Regions from separate parts of the Mus musculus genome. Here region 2 is linked to region 1. The links are chromatin loops, found by intact Hi-C in ENCODE. Cell type or tissue: heart. All regions are shown on one strand.

Region 1 (5,000 bases):
GTGTGCCACCATGCCTGGCTGGTCCTGGTGTTTATCATAGCAATAGAAACCTAACTAGGATACAGGAGGAGATCCTGTCGCTGGTCTCAGAGGGCACTGGCACCTCACCTCACACACACAGTAACACAGAAAATTGCCAGAGAGATGGCTCACTGGTTAGCACAACTTAGCAGAGTCTAGAGGACCCAAACCCAATTCCCAACACCCATACACAGCAGGTCACAAGGGTCTGTGCATCCAGTATAGGGGATTTGATGCTCTCCTCCAGTCTCTGTGAGCGCCAAACATACACCAAAGCCGGGCCATCTGCGGGAATGTGGGTGACACCTAGCCATATTTTCAGTTACTGCTATATCCTGGGGACAGAGATAACAAATTGCTACACCTGAATGAAGAAACAGGATGTTTTGAACGATCCCTTTTAGCAGTAGGCAGAGGATAGTATGAAAACAACTTCCTAGGAGGGGTCAGACCTGGTTTCTGAGATGAGTAAGTTTTGTTGAATGGTCCAGTGTCTGTTGGAAGGCCCTGGGATTAATCTCTAGCATGGTCTTTTGTTGGTTTGTAAAGTGTGTTTGTACCATACGGGATGAAACATCTCTTGAATCTGGTAACTGCCTGTGGAGTTGGTAATGTTTATGAATCTACAGTGTAAAAAATACGAACATCGTACATAGCGAATTCCCAGGAAATATTTACTGAATTGACTTGGCATACCTACAACTCAGTGTAAGACAGCAAGGGCACCCATGGGTCCAACCGGCTTTGTTATGACCGCTTGCTGGACATCCATTGTTTCCAATAAGAAAGATGATTCTCCCCTGGGAAATCTGCCTCCCTCAGTCCATTTGTGGCTGAGTCTTCTTGAAGTTCCAGTGGGCAAATGATTGAGAAGTCAAAGCACTCCAACAGCCCTGCAACTCCAGACAAGTGGCTGGCTCGAGGGGAGGGGGAATTAGTGATCTAAGTGAGGTAAAATGAGATGTTTTCATAGTATATACACTACAGCTATCAAGAAAGAAATCTTGAGATTTCCTTGTGATGGCTGATGAAAGCAAAGGCTTTGAAGAAATGTCACCTGCAGCCACCCCAGCTGCCAAGTGATTTGGTCTCCCAAAGACATTTTAGATGATTAATATAAGACCATTCAAGGGTGTTCTTGTTCTAATCTCTTGGGTCACTTTCATTCTTTGTGTGGTTAGCCCTTCCATACATCAGCCCTCATACCTATGTTCTTGTCAAACTTCACATTTTATGTTTTACAGAGATAATAACAAAGCAAGCCACTGGGAAGCTTTTTGAGATTGGGTTTCACTCATTAGTCCTGGCTGGCCTCCAACCTCAGAAATCTAGCCTCTGCTGGGATTAAAAGTTTCTGCCGCAATGGCCAGCCTGAACACTGAGCTAAACTAAGCAAAGGCCTCATGATTTTTTGTTTTTCTTTTTTTTAATAATCTAGTTTTATTTATTATATGTAAGTACACTGTAGCTGTCTTCAGACATACCAGAAGAGGGCATCGTATCTCACTATAGATGGTTGTGAGCCACCATGTGGTTGCTGGGATTTGAACTCAGGACCTCTGGAAGAACAGTCAGTGCTCTTAACCACTGAGCCATCTAGCCAGTTTGAGGTCCCATGTTGTTTTGACAGGCCTGTAGTCTGAAGGGGCAGGACACAGCACAATGCTTCCTCCCCCCCCCCCAAACAGGGTTTCTCTGTAGCCCTGGCTATCCTGGAACTCACTTTGTAGACCAGGCTGGCGTCAAACTCAGAAATCCCCCTGCCTCTGCCTCCCAAGTGCTGGGATTAAAGGCGTGTGCCAACAACCACCCGGCAGCACAATGCTTCAAGTTAGCATTTCCTCCAGAAGAGTCTGGTCGGCTTGAGCATATTTGAGATTAGTTTTGTGAACCGGACACACAACCTGGAATAGCTGGGGAAGAATTTCAAAGAGGCATTTTCTTGATCCGGTTGGCCTATACTATCTTAATTATGTCAACAAAGAGGGAGGACTCATTTAATCACGCCGAGGTTTGGGTCCTGGACTGAGGAGAAAATGAGTGTTACGCATCTGTCCTCTCTGCTCCTGACGGTGGATGTGACTAGCAGCTTCAAGTTACCGCTGCCTTGATTATCATATGGTCTACAATTGGACTGTGAGATAAAATAAACTCATTCCCCGACCTGCTTTTGTTGGGGCATTTTGTATTAATGGTAAATAAAACCAAGACAATAATTGAAGCTAGAAAAACAGATTGGTAAGATGGTAAGATCATTTGAGGATCCTAAATGCTGCAAAGAATTTGATTCCAGGTCTTCAAATCTGTCTGAGAATTAGAATTAATTCCTATTCATTATTGTGGGGACTAGATTGTGGGTAGATTGCAGAGACACAGTGTATGACAATTCCGGTGGCTGTCATTAGGAGTTGGGAGAGTTGCCCCACTTCATTCTCTCAGAGTGGTATGTCAGTCTTATATCTGATCTTACTTCCTTACCATCAACACCCGCCAGAGGGAGCCACATACAAAGAAACAGGAGTTCCCAAAGCAACAGGGACGCGAAACCAGTTTCCTTTTCAGATACGTGCTAAGATTGGGGCGTGTGGCGTAAGACAAAGCAAGATGACCAGGCAGGTGTACAGTCTAAACTCGTGTCTGTGTGTCTTAGGCCCTAACACCCATGAACTCTGACTCTAAATTATTACCCAACTAGAATCCCTGGTGCTATCCACATAGTCTAGCTAGGTGCTTGGGGCAGCCACCGTGGTGCACACCCGACTCCCACACTTGAGAGGTAGAGGCAGGGGGATTTCTGTGTATGAGATCCAGGCTAGGCCAGGCCAGGGCAGAAAGGGAGATGTTATCTTAAAATAATAAAAATTATTAGTAAGAGCTGGAACCTGAGCCAGGATTCAAGGCCAGTCTGAACTAAAGTGGGACACTATCTCAATGTAACATCACCGTACGTGTGCTGAAGTGAAGGCGAGAATATCGTTATGTGGGAGCAGCATCCATGTGGCACTAGGAGTCCAACAGAGGACAGTGGCGGTAGTGTATGCCTGCAGTTCCAGAATTCAGAAAGCAGAAGTTTGACGCCAGACTGGACTACAGGGAGGCTGGGTCCTCAGAAAGCAGCAACAGGATCTAGTTTCTCTAACCAGGATTTACTAGCAAAGGAAGCACAGCATTACAAACACAGAATACTTTCACGTTCTTTATTTTCCACTTACCTGCACTAAGACGAGATTCCTCCAACACCAAGAGATGTTAAAACCAAGGCCCAGAAAACGTCAACTTACCAAAAACCAAACGGCATCTGAGCCCAGAGACGGGCCTGGAAGCATCCTAACAGCTAAGGGCTCAACGAAGGAGAGGCACGCAAGGCACAGCTCCAGCCTCCCCTCCCGAGCTTAGTCCTGGCTGGCGGCCAGGCCTCACACCCACCCTTCCAGAGCCCGTCCTGCCTCCACACTCCCACTCGTCCCCTGAGAGTCCATCACCCTGGCAACGGTGAGAGAAAGGCCCTTTTAAAATATTTATGTCTCAGAGCAGTCCAGAGGCTTGGGGAAAGCTGACGTCATCCTTCTCAGCTTGCAGGTGACTGACAAGCAGGGCAGCTGGGTGGGTTAGCCAAATACCCTAAGTCAGACCTCTCAAGAGAAAGATCCCTAGGATGCTAAGCAGTAACGGAGGTGGATGCTGTGACAGAATTTCTAAAAATAAGCCTGAAAGAAAGGAAGAATGTTGGGGCTGTACTCTGCCCAGCTCTTCAGATTTAAAACGTTTCTCGGGTTCCCCTTCAGTGGGAGAGAAATCGCTTATGGAATAAACACCAAAGGAATGAACTGGAATTGAAGCCAAGATGTTTGACTTCAACTCTGAGCTTCCCTGTAACCGGCTGTGACCCTCAAGCAGCTATCCTGGACCTGGAGGTTATACATGACTTACAATCTCCGAAGAGAAAGGCTGAGGCTAGACCACTGGCCCAGAAGCTAGTAGGTAGAACTAGTCACCGTTCATCGCTTGACCAAGCCTTTATTGAACGCTTCATGCAGAGGCAGATACTTGAAAACTTTAGTACAGAGGGGATGCAGAACAGCCCCACCCTTCAAGAACTTGTGGACAAGTGCTAACAAAGACGAACACAGGCTCAGAGTTTAAAATGCCTTACCTAAAGTAAATGATTCTCAACTTTCCTTCACAGATTACAGAGGGTGACCTTCTTTTCTGGGAGTCCTCTGGAATGTCCAAGGGCACCCAGGCTATAGGTTCCAATAAAGGTGTGACAGTGGGGGGCATATATAGTAGTATGTTCCAGAACATTCTATGGGAAACTAAGCAGAAACAAGAGACCGGGAATAGCACAGGAGCTGAGTGTTCTGACCTGGAGAGCCACACCAGGGATTTAGTCCCTGGTCTTTGGTGTTTCAAGACAGGTTTGTGTAGACCTGGCTGTCCTAGAACTTGCAATGTAGATCAGGCTGGCTTTGAACTCCATCTGTCTCTGCCTCCTGAGTGCGGGGATTAATGGTGTGCGCTACGATGTCTGCTGCCTTTCAACTCTTTAAAGCCATTTATTTGTTTATTTATTTATTCATTCATTTATTGTAAGATAAAGTGAACCCAGGTCCTCTACAAGTGCAAGTGAAGTGATCAAACACCACGTTAAGCCCCAGCCCCTCCTACTAAAATGCCTTGAGTAGGTTGAACGGTTAGCACTGAGCCCCTGAAGCTCTGAGGACTCCATGTGGGACTAAAGACTCCTAAGTAGCAGATCCTGCCTGGCTTTCTGTGAGAAAATCAGATCAAGAGGTGGGGTGAAACACAACTGTTGACTCCTCTCCTGGGTTTCTATGGCCCAGGCCAGCCTCTATACAGCAGGTCGCTCCTGGGATCCAGGCTCTGTTGACAGCTGCAAAGACACAAAGTGGAAAATTAAGGAACTGGAAGCTATGGGGGTTTCTCAGCTTTCATCTGGTCAGGCTTTGTACCTTCCA
Region 2 (5,000 bases), 280 kb after region 1:
CGTCAGAGAGGTAGGAGTGGGAAGGCAGAGGTGAGGTCCGAGAGTCTGCACACTTGGACTTCGTTAGTGGCAGAGATGCTGTGAAGAGTAGGTGCGCTGGGGATACTTTTGGGGGGTGGGTAGAGGAAGCCATGAACTTGCCGATAGACTGAGTCCCAGTGCCTAGAAGAGAGCAGACACTCCAAACATACCTGTTGGATGACTACTTTAAAAAGAAGCCTTCTTGGTACCAGGCTCTCAATCACTCACGTGCACTGTCTAGTGTGAAGCAAGCATGATGACTGCCCAGCACCCTAACGGACTTCTCTACAATTGGGACCAGAGAAGGCGCACACTGCTCAAACGGACTGCACAGAACCAGGATTCGATCCTCTGGGAGGATTTGGTGAGGGGATATCTAATCCCCCCCTTTCTCCCCAACTCCAAGAACATGGAAAACACCCAACCCAGATTACCCAAGGCCTCTCAACCCGTTTAGACACCAGGACTTCCTGCAGGAGCCTTTTACAGCAGAGCCCTCCCGGACCTATGACCCCCTCCCCCCAGCATGAGGGTGCCATGCATGGGAGCACTGAGGAAGACCTTGCTATGGAGATTATTGAATGGATTTGGGTATTTTGGGGAACATGATGTGAGCTCCTTTTGGTGTCCCAGGTGGTTGTGGGATTGAAAAGACTTTGGTGCCCTGGAATGCCCGGCTGCCTGGCAGTGGCAGGCGAGCAGGAGCTGAGTAGGGGGCACGCCGGGTCTCATCGGCTGAAAGGAAACCTGCCTAGGCTCTGGGCCAAATAAATCATTGGGAAGGGAAGAAGAACATTTTCTCATCTGTTTAAAGGGCAACGAAGCATAGCAGCTCTGGCCCAGCGGGAGGCGAGGCTGGGGCCAGGCGGGTGAGGCCAGGAAGCTCCCTTGCTTGACCCTCATTCTCTCATGAGCTGCCCCGCTGGCCCTGTCTTTGACGGTGTGCTGCCTCCCAGCTGGGATATTGGTGGTAGTTATTCTTAACAAAAAATATTAATTAGTTGCAAATAAGATCATTATTGTAAAAGGCCCCTCCTCAGGGCCTAGCACTTGCTGATCCATACCTTGGACCTTCCCGGACTCCGGGCTGAGCCTGCTTATGCTTTTGTATCATTCCGTACAGGAGGAAGCAGAGGCCCAGGAAACAGAAGGCATTTTCTCAAGGTCACCCAGCACAACAGTAGGTCAGAGTAGGTGGCCCCTTACTGCCTATATGTATGCATTGGGTCCCCTTCATCTCAGAGGTTCCAGAGCAGACTCTCATGGGACACAGAGCTGAGGTCACTGTCCTTTGCCCAGAGTGTAAGGATGCAGGGGTTGGCCCTTTACTCTGTTCAAGCCTTCTGTGATTGAGCTGTGGATGGTGTCTCTTCCCAGGTTATCTCAGCCTCAGGCTCCCTGGAGGGGGGTGGGGGTCCCTCCTGGGGCTAAGATGCATTTTTCTCACCCCCGCCTGGGCTGTTCAGAGAAGTAATTTCTCTTCAACCAGCTGGATTTGAATATGGAAACAATTTGTAATTACTCCAAGTCCTCCTGGGCGGGCAAGCAAGCAGGCAGGCAGGCAGGCGGGTGGCATTATCACCAGAGTGAGTCTGGAAGGGCAGGGGCTCCTGGGAAAGCAGGTGGGGGAAGCCCTCATATGGGGGGGGGCTTCCCAACATCTGTCCTAGTCCAGACAGCTGTACAACCCCTGACAACTCCTGCTGCCTCTACCCAGTTTACCTAGCTTCTCCTTCCAAGGCTGCCCGGTGAGTCCCTCAACACCCACCATTTCCATAGGGCGGGAAGTCAAGAAGTCAGGACTAAGAGAAACAGATAAATAACTTCCCTGTCTCCCGGAGGCGGCCCCTCCCGTCACCCCTTACCCAGCTGGATCTCTGAGAGCCAAGGAAGAGGGTGGCTTTAGAGATCCAGCTGCATCACATCTGTAAGAGACCTGCCTGCCTTTCTCTTGGTGCTAGGTCTCTAGCATGCAAATGATCATGAATATTCATAAAGAGGGAGGCAGGCTCCCTATAGGGAGAGGAAGGGGCTAGAGCTCTGGAGAGCAAATGTTGCAGGGACTTCCAGAGATTGGTCTTTGCATCCTTGTGAGAGCAGTCCATGTCCTAATCACGTTTCCCACTTTTGTCTACCTCCTCAAAGCTCCCAACTCCGCAACTCTGTTGCTTCTCACAGTAGGCAAGAAAAGAAGGAGCCCAGGATTTCCCACTGCGTCTGGTGGCTGTCATTGCCTTGCAGATGGCAAAGCCTGCCTGGCTCAACTCTCACACTGGTAGTTGAGCCTTCTAACTATGCCAGGGTATGTTTGAAGATGCTTATCAAGAATCCAGGAGCTCTGCCTGCCAGTGCGAGGCCCAAGGCATTGGCCTTCTCAGGGCTCCCACAGGAAAAGGGGAGGTGTAAGCCCAGACCGCCTCCCTGTTTCACACAGCTTCATAAATTCCCTTAAGGTGACAGGTGAGCTTCCTTCATCGTCCCTTATTACCTCCTTCCATTAAAGTCGATAATCTCTCCCAATCACTCACAACAAATGTCACCAGGACAGCTTTAGGGGGGAGGGACAGAGGGAAGAGACAGGAGAAGTTCTCTGCCTCTTTTTGGTAACTCCTCTGGGAAGAGGTGGGCTTTTCTCATCTTGCCACAGCCTGTAGGCGACAAAAGTCGAGTTATGGTGGGGGCGGGGGAGGGGAAGTTAGCAATGAATGGGCCGTGGACCACCTTGTCCTTACAGGACTGGTCCCTCCACGTGTGTGAACCTTCCCAAGTATGTCCCAAAGTCATTCCACCCTCGTTGCAAAGCTGCCCCCTGCTGGCTTCTCTGCCCAGAGTCATCGGATTAACCTACTTGTTTTGGCTGCTGTGGTGTGTCCCCAGTCGGCCCACCTTCCTGATGGCAACATGCCCAGGCCACAAACAGCCTGACCAGAGCCCTGAGCCATGGACATCTCTCCGGGTACCGCCTGAGCCGTGTGGGCTTAGGCTCCACCCAACTGTTCCTCGGCACAGTGCCAGGATGGGGTGGGTCTGTGCATCTCTGTGGCTTCTACACAAACAGATGCAACATGGGGGCGCCCCTGGCACAGAGAAAGGCACTTGTGGGAGAAGAGACTTGGGAAAACATGTAACATACTGCACACGTGTAGCATCCCCGTGCCTAGGGACATACAATATCACAGCGATGAACACCAGAATATGCAGTAAACATGCCACGCTGCGGGGGTATGTGTGTTGCTTCTATACCCATAGCATGCTACACACATGTGGCACCTGTGAGCTTCTACATATAATTCTTAAGGCACATGGAAAAAGCAGCATGCATTCAGGACCTGAGCGCATGTCAATGCATATGTGCAGCATTTGCATGCACCCAGCCAGGCAATATTGCAGTGCACACGCAGGGCACCTGTATGCATATATAAAGTTCAGTGCACCGAGTGTCACCTGCATGCACAGGGACACGCAATGCAATATGCACTGCATAATGGGGAGGGGGGAGAAAACGCTTTAGCCTCCACAGCTCGGGAGACCCTGGCTGCGCTAGACGCCACTAGTCTGGGGTTTCGCTGGAGGGGTATCACCGGGAGGCTCACTCTGCAGTCCAGGCGGTCACAGGCAGGGTGGGGGCTTACCCTGGGCTTCTCCCGCGCCGGCGCCTGGGGCCCAGGGTGGGGAGGGGGAGGGCGCGCTTGGCTCGGCTGGCGCTGCTCCCCCTTTAACAGGAGGCGGCGCGCGTCGCCCCCGCCCCCCCGCCCCTTCTCCCGCGGCTCCTCGCGCCCGGCCCGGCGCGCGCCCCCTCCCGGGCCCGGCCCGCGCAGGCGCCGCGTCCCGCCTCGGCCGTCACTCGGCCCGGCGCGCGCTGCGGGCAGCGGCCGGAGCGGCCGGAGGAATCCGGTTCGGTGGCAGCGGCGGCGCTGGGAGGCAGAGAGGAGGATGCGGCACCGGCGATCAGAGGCTGGGGCTGCGGCCGCCACCCGCGAATAGGAGGCGGCGCGCGGCGCGGGCGGTGCTCGGGGCGGGGAGCGGGGGGCGGCGCGGCGAGGAGGCGGCGGCGGCGGCAGGAGCCCGCGCCCGGCCCGGCGCCCGCCCGCCCGCCCCGTGCAGCTCCGCGGTGCTTGCTCTGCACCCGCCGCTCGGCGGAGCGGGAGCCTCGGGCCTCGGCGCGGCTGCGGCGAGCTGCCCTGCGCCCAGCCCGGCCCCCGCCTTAGGGATGGCAAACTTGCGCCCCGCGGCCGCCTCCACTAGCGCCGGCCCCCGCTCCTGCTGCTGACGGCGCCCAGGTGAGTGCTCGGCCCCAGACCCCGGCCGGCCCCGCACTGAACCCTCGCGCGCAGTCCCGAGTGCCCGCACTCAGGGTGCTCCGTGAGCCGGTCTTGCTTAATTCTCCTCCGGCCAGAACAGAGTCTGTCCAGCGCTCACCCAACCCCCGTCTTAAGAGGGACTCCCGAGGCCCGGGCCGAAGCCCCCTTAGTCTCCCGCGAACCCCTTTGCTACCCCCTCCCCCAGCCTGGACCGACCCCTTGCCGTCTGTGTCAAAGTCCCCCACCTTTAGAATCTTGACCCAGACTGCCACACCGCTGTCGCGAGTCTTGCCCTGTCTCGGCCAAGATCCCAGCAGTGCGCCCCCGGTCTTGATTTGAACCCCCTCTCCAACCTGCAGCTCGACTGTCCTCCCCCCTCCCCCATCTCCCCTCCTAGTCTGGCCGCGGGACTCTGGACCTCTCCTCCACTCTGCCCGGAGTCGTTTCGGTCCCCAACTGTGTCTGCTAGTGCCCTCCCCCGCGCCTGCACGGCGACCATGCTTCCCCTCTATTTCTGCCCCGAGTGCCCCTTCCCCCATATCTGCCCAGAGTCCCGCCTTCCCTTTCCAATCTCTGATGCAAGTCCCCTCCCCCTCAGCCTGGAATTGGGGCCGTGTCCCCCTTGCTCCTCCAAGCCCCTTTCCCCAGGCCGTGATCTCCATCGAACCCGCATCCGAC

What was found. Hi-C counts contacts between places; a loop is a spot of excess contacts. Peaks named below come from ENCODE experiments on the same cell type or tissue, not always from the same donor. Only the 100,000 strongest peaks of a DNase experiment are listed, where the experiment ranks them.
Region 2: it touches region 1 in a loop (3-fold over the local background); 6 of 42 quality-filtered maps call a loop at or near these places.

The regions. Positions count from the first base shown.
Region 1 is chr4:129,699,146-129,704,145 of GRCm38, forward strand. It overlaps a transcript of Tmem39b not described here and a transcript of Khdrbs1 not described here. Among named protein-coding and RNA genes, the nearest start is that of Tmem39b, 4.8 kb to the left of the region's middle. In heart, CTCF peaks have their summits at 1,509 (motif pointing right) and 2,512 (motif pointing right); DNase peaks (open chromatin) are centred at 2,556 and 3,496; H3K27ac peaks cover 1,368 bases.
Region 2 is chr4:129,981,007-129,986,006 of GRCm38, forward strand. Adgrb2 (adhesion G protein-coupled receptor B2) reads left to right here and starts at 3,864. Exons shown (of 30, transcript NM_001290715.2): 1 at 3,864-4,301. In heart, a CTCF peak has its summit at 2,840 (motif pointing left); DNase peaks (open chromatin) are centred at 2,915 and 3,959; H3K4me3 peaks cover 2,269 bases; H3K27ac peaks cover 1,542 bases; H3K27me3 peaks cover 4,011 bases.